2 separate regions of the Homo sapiens genome follow, and region 1 is linked to region 2. The links are chromatin loops, found by intact Hi-C in ENCODE. Cell type or tissue: PC-3. All regions are shown on one strand. Links, peaks and the distances in the headings refer to the core of each region. The heading gives the core; the rest is flanking DNA. Region 1 overlaps LRRC20 (leucine rich repeat containing 20). Region 2 overlaps LRRC20 (leucine rich repeat containing 20).

The links. A loop is a pair of places that touch in the nucleus more often than their neighbours do. Peaks named below come from ENCODE experiments on the same cell type or tissue, not always from the same donor. Only the 100,000 strongest peaks of a DNase experiment are listed, where the experiment ranks them.
Region 1: a loop joins it to region 2, with 5 times the contacts of the local background. A loop is called at or near these places in 11 of 110 quality-filtered maps.

The regions. Positions count from the first base shown.
Region 1 is chr10:70,294,348-70,299,721 of GRCh38, reverse strand. LRRC20 (leucine rich repeat containing 20) reads left to right here. Exons shown (of 5, transcript NM_001278212.2): 5 at 1-747. Among named protein-coding and RNA genes, the nearest start is that of NPFFR1, 13 kb to the right of the region's middle. In PC-3, for the core only: no CTCF peak of the experiment used is centred there; a DNase peak (open chromatin) is centred at 3,001; H3K27ac peaks cover 358 bases.
Region 2 is chr10:70,362,588-70,367,961 of GRCh38, reverse strand. All of the region lies in intron 2 of LRRC20 (leucine rich repeat containing 20), which reads left to right. Among named protein-coding and RNA genes, the nearest start is that of LRRC20, 17 kb to the left of the region's middle. In PC-3, for the core only: CTCF peaks have their summits at 3,075 and 3,275 (motif pointing right); a DNase peak (open chromatin) is centred at 3,331; H3K4me3 peaks cover 277 bases; H3K27ac peaks cover 918 bases.

The sequences.
Region 1 (5,374 bases), core at 252-5,251, 68 kb after region 2:
GTTGGGGGCAAGTGGGGGCTGAAGTCCTGTGCAGGCTGCGCTGGCCCCACCTGCCTTGTGCCCTGGAGTGGGGTTTCTCCTTGTTGAAGAAGAGGCATCCTTCTCTGATGTGCACAAACACAATGTATGACCAGAGCCTTGCAACTCAAAGTGTGGTCTGTGGACCAGCAGCGGCAGTGACACCTGGGAGCTTGTTAGGAATGCAGAGTCTAGGCCTCACCCTATACCTCCCGACTCAGACCCTGCATTTTAGCAAGACCCCCAGCTGATTCCTATAAGCACTTTAGAGTTTGAGAAGCAAGGACCTAGGCTGGGGATGTCCTCCGAGCAGAGGGTGAAGTTTCTCTCAGTTCTCTCCCTGCCACTTCCAGGGATCTGAGCCTGTGCTCAGCCTCCTCCCTAACCCACCCTGGGAGACACTTGGCCTGTTAGATTGTTCCAGAGTCTGCATGGCACTCCTGAAGAAGGGAGTGTGACCTGCAGTCACCAGGAGATGAGGGTTAGGTGTGCCCAGCCCTCCAGACCCGGCCTTTCTGGTTAACCCCTGCATGCCAAGCTGCCTGCTGCCCCAGGTCCTCACCTCAGGCCTTTGAAGGGGCAGCTTCTGGAAGTTGTTTTCTCCTCTGCTTGGAGAGTTTGCCCTTGTCTGTCTTGGAAAGTGTGGGCAGCCACAGATGCCCCCAAATCAGAGCTCACAGTGAGTGAGCCCCTAAGCTTCAGTCTGCAATAAAGAATGCATTGGTTTCATCTGCCTGGTTGGTGTTTGATTCATTCTCACTGTACAGACCTCCTATAGCCTGGGCGTCAAACCAGCCCACATGCAAGAGGGGTGCCCTCTTGTTGAAAGCACGAGGTAAAGAAGGCTAGAACGGGATGAAACGTGGATTATTCACAGGTGGGCACAGGTGCAGCCAAGCAGAATTGGTGCGTGCCCCCCAGCTGCGTTACTGCAGGATGGCTAAACATCAGGGGGAGACTGTGTATCTGGGAAAGGATGAAGAGACCCACTATCTCCACATTTCTCTCTTACCAGTGCCAGAAATTATTCCCTTAGTAATTTGTTCCTCTGAGTCCATGGTTCTCAAAGAGGGATCTCTGGGCCAGCAGCATCCGCAGCACCAGGAAGTTAGTTAGAAATGCGAATAGTTGACTCCACCCTAGATGTGCAGAATCTGAAACTCGGGGATGGGGCCCAGCACTCTTAACAAGCACTCCATGTGGTTCCGATGCCTGCTGAAGTTAGAGAACTACTGCTCTGGGTTCAATGTTAAAGTCAGGTTTTGCTTTTCTTAAGTCTGAGAGGCCAGCTTAAGTTTGCCTTGAGTTTTAGTCCAGATGCTCCATTGTTTCTAATTATTATTATTATTATTACTATTTGAGACGGAGTTTCACTATTGTTGCCCAGGCTGGAGTGCAATGGCGTGATCTCGGCTCACTGCAACCTCTACCTCCCAGTTCAAGAGATTCTCTTGCCTCAGCCTCCCAAGTAGCTGGGATTATAGGCGCCCACCACCATGCCTGGCTAATTTTGTATTTTTAGTAGAAATGGAGTTTCGCTATGTTTGTCAGGCTGGTCTTGAACTCCTGACCTCAGGTGATTCACCTACCCCGGCCTCCCAAAGTGCTGGGATTACAGGCATGAGCCCACTCCCAGCCGATCCATTATTCCTTTTATTTTATTTTTTATTTTTGAGACGGAGTCTCACTCTGTTGCCCAGGCTGGAGTGCAGTGGCACGATCTCAGCTCACTGCAACCTCCACCTTCCAGGTTCAAGCAGTCCTCCTGCCTCAGTCCCCTAGTAGCTGGGATTACAGGCATGCGTCACCATGCATGGCTAATTTTTGTATTTTTAATAGAGACCGGGTTTCACCACGTTGACCAGGCTGGTCTTGAACTCCTGGCCTCAGGTGATCCACCCGCCTCGGCCTCCCAAAGTGCTGGGATTACAAGTGTGAGCCACTGCGCCTGGCCCAATTATTTTTATTTAACAAACACACATAGAGCTTAGTGGGTACCAGGCAGTGTCTTAGTGCATTATACCTATTAACTCATTTAATCCCTATAACAATCCTAGCTAGCTTTGTGATTTGGATAAATCTCTTTTCCTCTCCAGGCCCTGTTTCCTGTCTGTAAAACTAAGGGGCTAAACCAGGAGACCCCTAAGGGCATTTCCAGAACTCATATGGTCACTATTTCTCAGCTCCTGAAGGCCCTGTGATCACTTATAACTGCCCCCTGTGGATTAGCCTGGACTCAGGCCGCTGGCCTCCCCCACCCCAAAGGTCAGAGGTCAGAGAGAGGACTCCCACCTGCGTAGTTTTCTGTTGAAGGATGCCTCACCGAAAACATCACCAGATCCACCTGTTAATCAGGAGAAGCTGATTCTACTTTTCCTGCTCGAACTTGACAGTTTTCCTAGCGTGTCAGACTTGGGAAGACAGTCAGGAAGTGATGAGAGATTTCAGAGTTTGGTTTTAGGTGGGACTTTCAATGCAGAGAAGGAAGCCTCGATTAGGATTGGGTAAAGATCAGGACATAGTTTAGGATCGGTGGACACAGCAAAGGGGGATTTTGAGGCAAAGGGTTCAAAGAGTCTTGGTGCGTAAACTCTCTTTTGATGTGATTAAGAGTTGATCAGTTTGCTGTTGCTTTAAATGATTCCTTCAGAAAGCTCCTGGAACGAACAGTAAAGTTATTTACAACTTTTTCTTCCTGGGCAAGAGTTTCCAGGACTAGTACTGTTATGCTGGAAAAGATGGAGGAATAATGTGGACGGGAAGCTGTGTGGGGCTACAGGATTCTAATTGTAGTCTCACCCAAATACCATGTTGTACCCCAGAGCCCCGCTTTGGGTCTGTTCTTCACATGAGATGTGCCCGTCCCTTCACAGAAAGCCAGCCCTGGGAAGCAAGCAGCAGTTCCTGAGCGATAATTGGCACCTGCCCCAGAAGGCCTCGGCAGAGCCCTGAACCAGATGTGAAGGGCAGGAAGGGCGGGCCTGGGGGAAGAGCGTGACTCAGGCAACTGGGCAGGAAAACCTCTCCAGCCCATGAGCAGCCAGGCCGTGCTCTGACTGTGTCTCCAGGCCAGGCAGGCTCGATCCATGCCTGAGAAAAGGGACATAGCCGAGCTGCGTTAGGTCCAAGCAGGAGCACCCCTGGAGCTCCTAGTGTTTTATCAGCACCAGGCAGGCACTGGTATGTGGTTTGGGTTTTTTTGTTTTTTGTTTTTTTGTTTTTGACGCAGAGTCTCGCTCTGTCACCCAGGTTGGAGTGCAGTGGTGTGATCTTGGCTCACTGCAACCTCCACCTCCCAGGTTCAAGTGACTCTTCTGTCTCAGCCTCCCGAGTAGCTGGGACTACAGGCGCGCACCACCATGCCCGATTAATTTTGTATTTTTTTAGTAGATACAGGGTTTTGCCATGTTGGCCAGGGTGGTCTGGAATTCCTGACTTCAGGTGATCCGCCCGCCTCAGCCTCCCAAAGTGCCGGATTACAGGCATGAGCCACCACGCCTGGCCCAGTGTGTTTCTCATTTATTGTTAACATCACCCCTCTTGGTGCCCACTCTATGGATGAAGAAACAGGCTTAGCATGTGACTAGGAAGGAGCAGGGCTGGGGTTGGTTTAAACTGGGTTGCAAGTTCCGGGTTTTTGCTGTGAGCCCCGGGTCCCTCAGGAGGCCAGCTTGGACTGAAGTGGTTGATTGCTTTCTTTAGCTGACACGGTCCTTCTACCAACCCATTCCTGTGAAAAGACCTCTCTGAAGCTTTACTTTCCTCATCTATAAAGTGGGTGCCAACACTACCTTTCCTAATCCCATAGGGTTAAGAACAGGTGACAAAGGTAAGTGCATCAGCATGGTGCCCAGTTCACACTCCAGAGAGTTTCCTCTCACATCTGCTTGTGCCCACCCTTAGGCATAAGGCTGTGTGGGCACAGCCTTTAGTGCCCAGATAAGAACCTCACCTCTCTCAGTGCCGTGCAGATCTGCATGCCACACATACCTGGAGCTCATCTGGCCAATGGGAGATTTAGTCCCACAGAGGATGAGAAGATTGACAGTTCCCCGCTCCCTCCATCTTCATAGTTCAGGAATCTACAAAGGCTCTGTCTCAGGCCTTTGAGGATGATGAAGTACTCAAGGCGTTGGCTGGGAGCCAACTGGAGCCCTTGCTACCCTATGTGTGTACATTCAAGTTCATGCCAGCAGAAGCACCTGGGAACCCTGCTTCCTGTAGCTGGGAAGCACTTAAGTTGGGGTGCCCTCCAGGGTGGACTCTGCAGGACTACCCCAGTGCATGACTGCAGGGGGTGTCACTCACAATGCAGTCTCAGTAACTGGCACCATTTGCATAGAAAACTGTGAATGGGCCACCTGGCGCTGTGCTAGGGCTGGTGCTGCATCTATGGACTATTTCCAAGAGAACCAATCACGGGAGCTTTCTCAAATGTAGATTACCAGACCTATATGAGCCCCATTAAACCAGACTCTGGAATAGGACTCATACCTCTGCACCTTAAAAGGTCCCTATTCATCCTTCACACAGCGCGCAGAGGATCCTTCTAAATCCCAACTCTCTCATCTGCTCCGAGCCCTGCCATGGCTCTCCACTTATTTCAGTATAAAAGCCCAGGCCTTACCATGGTCTTCGAGTTCTGGAATCACCCGCCCTCTGTTACTTCTGTGGTCTCTTTCGTACTCCAGACACACTGGCTTCCAGCTGGTCCTCCAACACCCCACATGTGTTCACTTCTCAGGGCCTTCGCATTTGCTCCCCACAGCCCTCACACACCCACCAAGATATTCCCATGGCCAACTCCCTTATTTCCTTCAAGTCTACTCAAATCGAGGTCTACCCTAACCACCCTACTGCAGCCTGCCCCGTTGCACTTCTGTCACTTTTATCTCCCTTAACCTGCTCACCTTTTCCTTTATCTATAGTGCTTCTCCAATATACGCTATAATTTACTTATATCTATGGCTTCTTGTCTGTCTACTCTCGCTAGAATAAAATTCCTATGAAGGAAGGATCTTTGTCCTTCTTAGTCTCTGCTGTGTCTCCAGCACCTGGAGTGATGCCTGGCTCATAGTGGGTACACATGTATGTTTACTGAATGACTGAATGGACAGGTGGTTGATATGCACTGATGCTTGGGGGCCTCTGCTTGTGAGAGAACTGCCGTGTGATATCCACTTACCAGCCCAAGTTCAGGTACCATATTAAATACCTGTGCTCACCAGCAGAGTTTGCTTCCAAAGGACTGAAAAACACCAGGAAGTCTTCCTCACTTTGGTCTTTCCAGACACTCACAAGCCATGGTATTGTGGCTGGGGCTTTTCCTAAGTGGGGTGGCCAGGAGTCAGTGTAC
Region 2 (5,374 bases), core at 221-5,220:
ATAGGCAGATTTATGGGCAATACTCCAGAGCTGTGAAAATAGAATCTGTGAGGGCGGGGGCTGGTAGTGTGGATTTTAGCAGGCCTCCCAGATGATTCTGCCATGCCTTGATCTTATGTATTTTATTGTTATAATTTATATATATAAAATTTACCCTTTTTAGTATATAGTTGAGTTCTGACAAACATATGTTTTTATAACCAACCACAACAAGACTCAGAACCTTTTTATCACCTCATGCTCCCCTGCAGCCAAACCCTCCCCATCCCTGGTACCTGGGAGTCACTGATCTCTTTTCCATCGCTGTGGTTTTGCCTTTTCTAGGATATCATGGAAATGGAATGATAGAGTAAATAAGCTCTTGAGCCTGGCTTCTTTCACTTTAGCATCACGTGTTTGCGATTCATCCATGTTTGGTGGGAATCAGTAGTTTGTTCCTTTCACTGCTGAACAGCTTTACATGGTGTGGGTGTTCCATGATCCGTTTATCCTTTCATCTGCTGAAGGACATTTGGACTGTTTCATTTTTTAACATCACGAACAAAGCCTGTAAACATTTGCATACAGGTTTTGCTGTGAAGCAAAGTTTTCTTTTTCTTTTTCTTTTTCTTTTCTTTCTTTTTTTTTTTTTTTGAGACCGGGTCTCACTCTTTTGCCCAGGCTAGAGTGCAGTGCAGTGGTATGATCTTGGCTCACTGCAGCCTCCGCCCCCTGGGCTCAAGCGTCCTCCCACCTCAGCCTCCTGACTAGCTAGGACTACATGTGTGCACCACTGTACCTGGCTAATTTTTGTATTTTTTGTAGAGATGGGGTCTCCCTGTGTTGGCGAGGCTGGTCTCAAACTCCTGGGCTCAAGCATTCCTCCTGCCTCAGCCTCCCAAAGTGCTGGGGTTATGGGCACAAACCACGGCATCTGGTCAGTAAAGTTTTCATTTCTCTCAGATAAATACATAGGAGTAGGATTGCTGGGTTGTACAGTTGTCCCTCCATATCTGAGGGGATTGGTTCCGGGAGCCCCACAGATACCAATATTCAAGGATACTCAAGTCCTTTGTATAAAGTGCTATAGTATTTGCATCTAACCTACACACATCCTTTTGTATACTTTAAATCATTTCTAGATTACTTATAGTACATAATACAATGTAAATGCTATGTAAATAGTTGTATTGCTTTTTAAAATTTGTATTATTTATTTATTTTCAAATATTTTCTGTGTTTGGTTGAATTTGTGGGTACAAAACCCACAGGTATAGAGAGCCAACTCTATATATTAAGTATATGTTTGACTATAAAAAACTACCACACTCTTTTCCAAAGAGATTGAGAGCTCCAATTGCTTCACATCCTTTTCAACACTCGGTATGTTTTTTACTTGTATACATTCTCTAGGGTGTAATGTATCTCATTGTAGTTTGATTTATTTTTTCTTTTTTTATAGTATTAAGAGGTGTATCATTGTAGTTTTAATTTACAGTTCTCTGATGATGAGTGATATTGAACATCTTTTATTTTTATTTTATTTTATTTTTTTTTTGAGACAGAGTTTCACTTCTTGTCACCCAGGCTGGAGTACAGTGGCACAATCTCAGCTCACTGAAACCTCCGCCTCCCAGGTTCAAGTGATTCTCCTGCCTCAGCCTCCCGAGCAGCTGGGATTACAGGCGCCTGCCACCATGCCTGGTTAATTTTTATATTTTTAGTAGAGACGGGGTTTCACTATGTTGGCCAGGCTGGTCTTGAACTCCTGACCTCAGGTGATCTGCCTGCCTCAGCCTCCCAAAGTGCTGGGACTACAGGCATGAGCCACGTTCCTGGCCGACGTTGTACAACTTTTCATGTGCTTGTTGGCTATCCATTCGTTTTTTGTTGTTGTTTTTTTTTTTTTTTTTGAGCTGGAGTCTTGCTCTGTCACCCAGGCTGGAGTGCAGTGGCACAATCTCGGCTCACTGCAGGCTCTACCTCCCGGTGTTCACGCCATTCTCCTGCCTCAGCCTCCTGAGTAGCTGGGACTACACGCGCCTGCCACCTCGCCCAGCTAATTTTTTGTATTTTTAGTAGAGAGGGGTTTCACCGTGTTAGCCAGGATGGTCTCGATCTCCTGACCTCGTGATCCGCCCGCCTCGGCCTCCCAAAATGCTGGGATTACAGGCGTGAGCCACCACACCCGGCCTATCCATTCGTTTTTGATTAAATCTCTATTCGAATCTTTTGCCCATTAAAAAACATTGGGTTTTCTTTCTTTTTAGTTTTGTTTTTTCGAGGTGGGGTCTTGGTATGTTGCCCAGGCTGGAGTGCAGTGCTGTTCACAGGCACAATCATTGCACACTGTAGCCTGGAACTCCTGGGCTCAAGAGATCCTCCTATTTCAGCTTCCAGAGTAGCTGGAACTACAAGTGCATGCCACCTGCCTGGCTCACATTTTTAATTTTGATGAAATTTAATTTATCGTTTTATCTTTTATACATGATACTTTTGGTATTGTATGTGAGAAGTCTTTGCCTAACCCAAGGTCAAGAAGATTTTCTCCTATCAGGATCATTTGGTTATTGGTTAAGCATGCAGATCCACGGACCCTATTCTAGAGCTTTAAAAGTTGAATCTCGCCGGGCGCGGTGGCTCGCGCCTGTAATCCCAGAACTTTGGGAGGCCGAGGTGGGTGGATCACGAGGTCAGGAGTCCGAGACCAGCCTGACCAACATGGTGAAACCCCGTCTCTGCTAAAAATACAAAAATTAGCTGGGCTTGGTGGCACACGCCTGTAATCCCAGCTACTCGGGAGGCGGAGGCAGGAGAATCTCTTGAACCTGGGAGGCGGAGGTTGCAGTGAGCTGAGATGGTGCCACTGCACTCCAGCCTGGGCGGCAGAGCAAGACTTCATCTCAAAAAAAAAAAAAAAAAAAAAAAAGTTGAATCTCAGAGAGGACCTGGTGATCTGAATTTTAACATGAACTGTGTCTGATTCTTCTTTGCCTTGAATTTTGAGAATCACTGGCTTACTGTTTGCAATTTGGAGCTTCCTGTCCTGATGGCTGCTGCGGGGTGGGGCAGGGGCATTGCCTGGCAGGGTTCTGGATGTGCATGTGGGAGATGATGAATAAATACGGACATGGATGTGATGTGCTCCTGGGGAGGGACCTGAGCAGCTAGGCTGGGAGCTGTGGAATCAAACAGGGAGACCAAGGCTAGCGCGAGGGGTGTGTCCACCTTTCGTCCCTCCCGGGCCCACCTGCGCTTTGGCTGAGCGCTTGCTTCTTTCTGTACTAGCCAGCAGATGGCGCCCTGTCACAGGCCAAGCCAAGGACCGGAAGCCGAGCCCAGGGACCTGGCCAGGCTGTTGCTGGGTGAGCTGTTGCTGGGTGTTCTGACCAAGGCTTCCACTCCCTTCTTGTGTTTATGTTCCTGTCCAACCCCTGCAGGGACCTGATGTTGCAACCCCTTTTCTGAACAAGAGTACTCAGGAAACACTTAATAGATACCCACTGAATCACAACATTTTCTTCGTTCAGAAATTGCCACTGGCTCCTCTTTCAAAAAACACACTTTGAGCAGCTGCTGTGTGTGCCCTGCCTGGAGGGCAATGCATGTGCCCGGGAGTGCCCAGTCTGGAGGGGAGGCAGACATCGCTCTAGCACACTCTTACACTGAAAGGGGGCTGCCAGGGACTGGAGTGGGAGCTGCTTTTCTGGCCTGGTGGGGTGGTGATCTTGGCCCTCACCAGGGCTTGTTGGCCTGTAGTTCCTGGCCCAGAGCTGAGGCCGGCATCTGGTAGGGGTGAGGGGAGTGTGTTTTGCTGTGATGTTTCCTGGCCTGGCGAGTCCTGAGGGTCAGCCTGGCACAGTCCAGCTCTGAGAGCATGGGGGAGGGACTGCGTTCTCACACAGCAGCTCCCAGATGGCTGGGGCTGCCTGGCTTTGTTTGCCACAAGGGCTGAGGCCTCAGATCTGCCATCCTTGGCTCTCTGCCTCTCGCAGGAAGCAGGTGGGAGTTTACCAGGGAGGAGAGGGGGCTGGAGGTCCCCACTGCAGGGTCTGTGCTGCTCTCCCAGGGGGACTGAGCTCCTCTGTAAGGAGACAGACCTTTCCCAACTCTGCCTCCTCTGTGGTGTGCTGTGTTGGGGGTTGACTTGGAGCCTTCTGCCTAGCATGCCACCTCTAGACTTGCTCTGTCTGGATTGGGGCTCCTGGGAGGCTAAGAAAGACCCTTCTCCCTCTTCTCCTGTGCCCCCTGGGGAGGGCTTTCTTCCCTTGAGGGCTCTGCACCTATTTGAAAGGAAGGCTTTGTATCCCTGGGTGGGCACTTCTCTGTCTTGACACCTTTGGTTTTTGAGCTGGATAATTCTTTGTTCTGGGGAGCTGTCCTGTGCTTGGTAAGATGTTTAGCAACATCCTAGCCTCTACCCACTTGAGGCAAGATGCCTTAGTTCATTCAGGCTTCCATAGCAAAATATGAACAGCAGAGATTTATTTCTCACAATTCTGGAGGCTGGGAAGTCCAAGATCAAGGCACTGGCAGGCTCAGTGTTTGGTGCAGGTCTGCTTCCTGGTTCATTAACAGATGTTTCTCACCATGTCCTCCGTGGGTGGGGGGCCAGGGAGAGACTTTTCTGGGGTTTCTTCCTTCCTCCCTTCCTCTCTCTTTTTCCTTCCTTCCTTCCTTGAGAGAATGTTCTGGGGTTTCTTCTCCCCTCCCCTCCCCTTCCCTCCCCTCCACCCTTCCCTCCCTTTGCCCAGGCTGGAGTGCAGTGGCTCAAACTCTTAGGCTAAAATGATCCTCCTGACTCAGCCTCTCGAGTAGCTGGGACTACAGGCACACATCACCATGCCTGGCTAATTTAAAATTTTTTTTTTTTTTAATAGAGATAAGTCTCACCATCTTGCCCAGACTAGTCTCGAACTCCTGGGCTCAAGTGATCCTCCCATCTCAGCCTCCCGAAATCTTGAGATTATAGGTGTTACAGGTTTGAACCACTGCACTGGCCTGGGGGTCTCTTTCATAAGGACACTAATCCTGTCCATGGGGGCTCCACCCTCACGACCTAATCACCTCCCAAAGGCCCCACCTCAAATGCCATCACATTAGAGATTAGATTTTAACCTATGAATTTTGGGGTGACACATACATTCAGTTGATAACACTAGTAGCACCCCCTGCCCTCACTCCACCCCCAGTTGTAACAGCCAAATTTGTCTCCAGACATTTCCAAATGTCCCCTGGGGGCAAAACTGCCCCCCTTGAGGCACGCTGCTCTGGGAGGTCATGTCTGTAAGGGGCCAAGCCTGGCACTGGGTGGAGTCAGCTCTGTCAGGACAGGGCTCACGCCAAGTGAAGCTGGGTGAGGTGAAAAGATGAGAGTTCTGTTTTACAGGAGGCT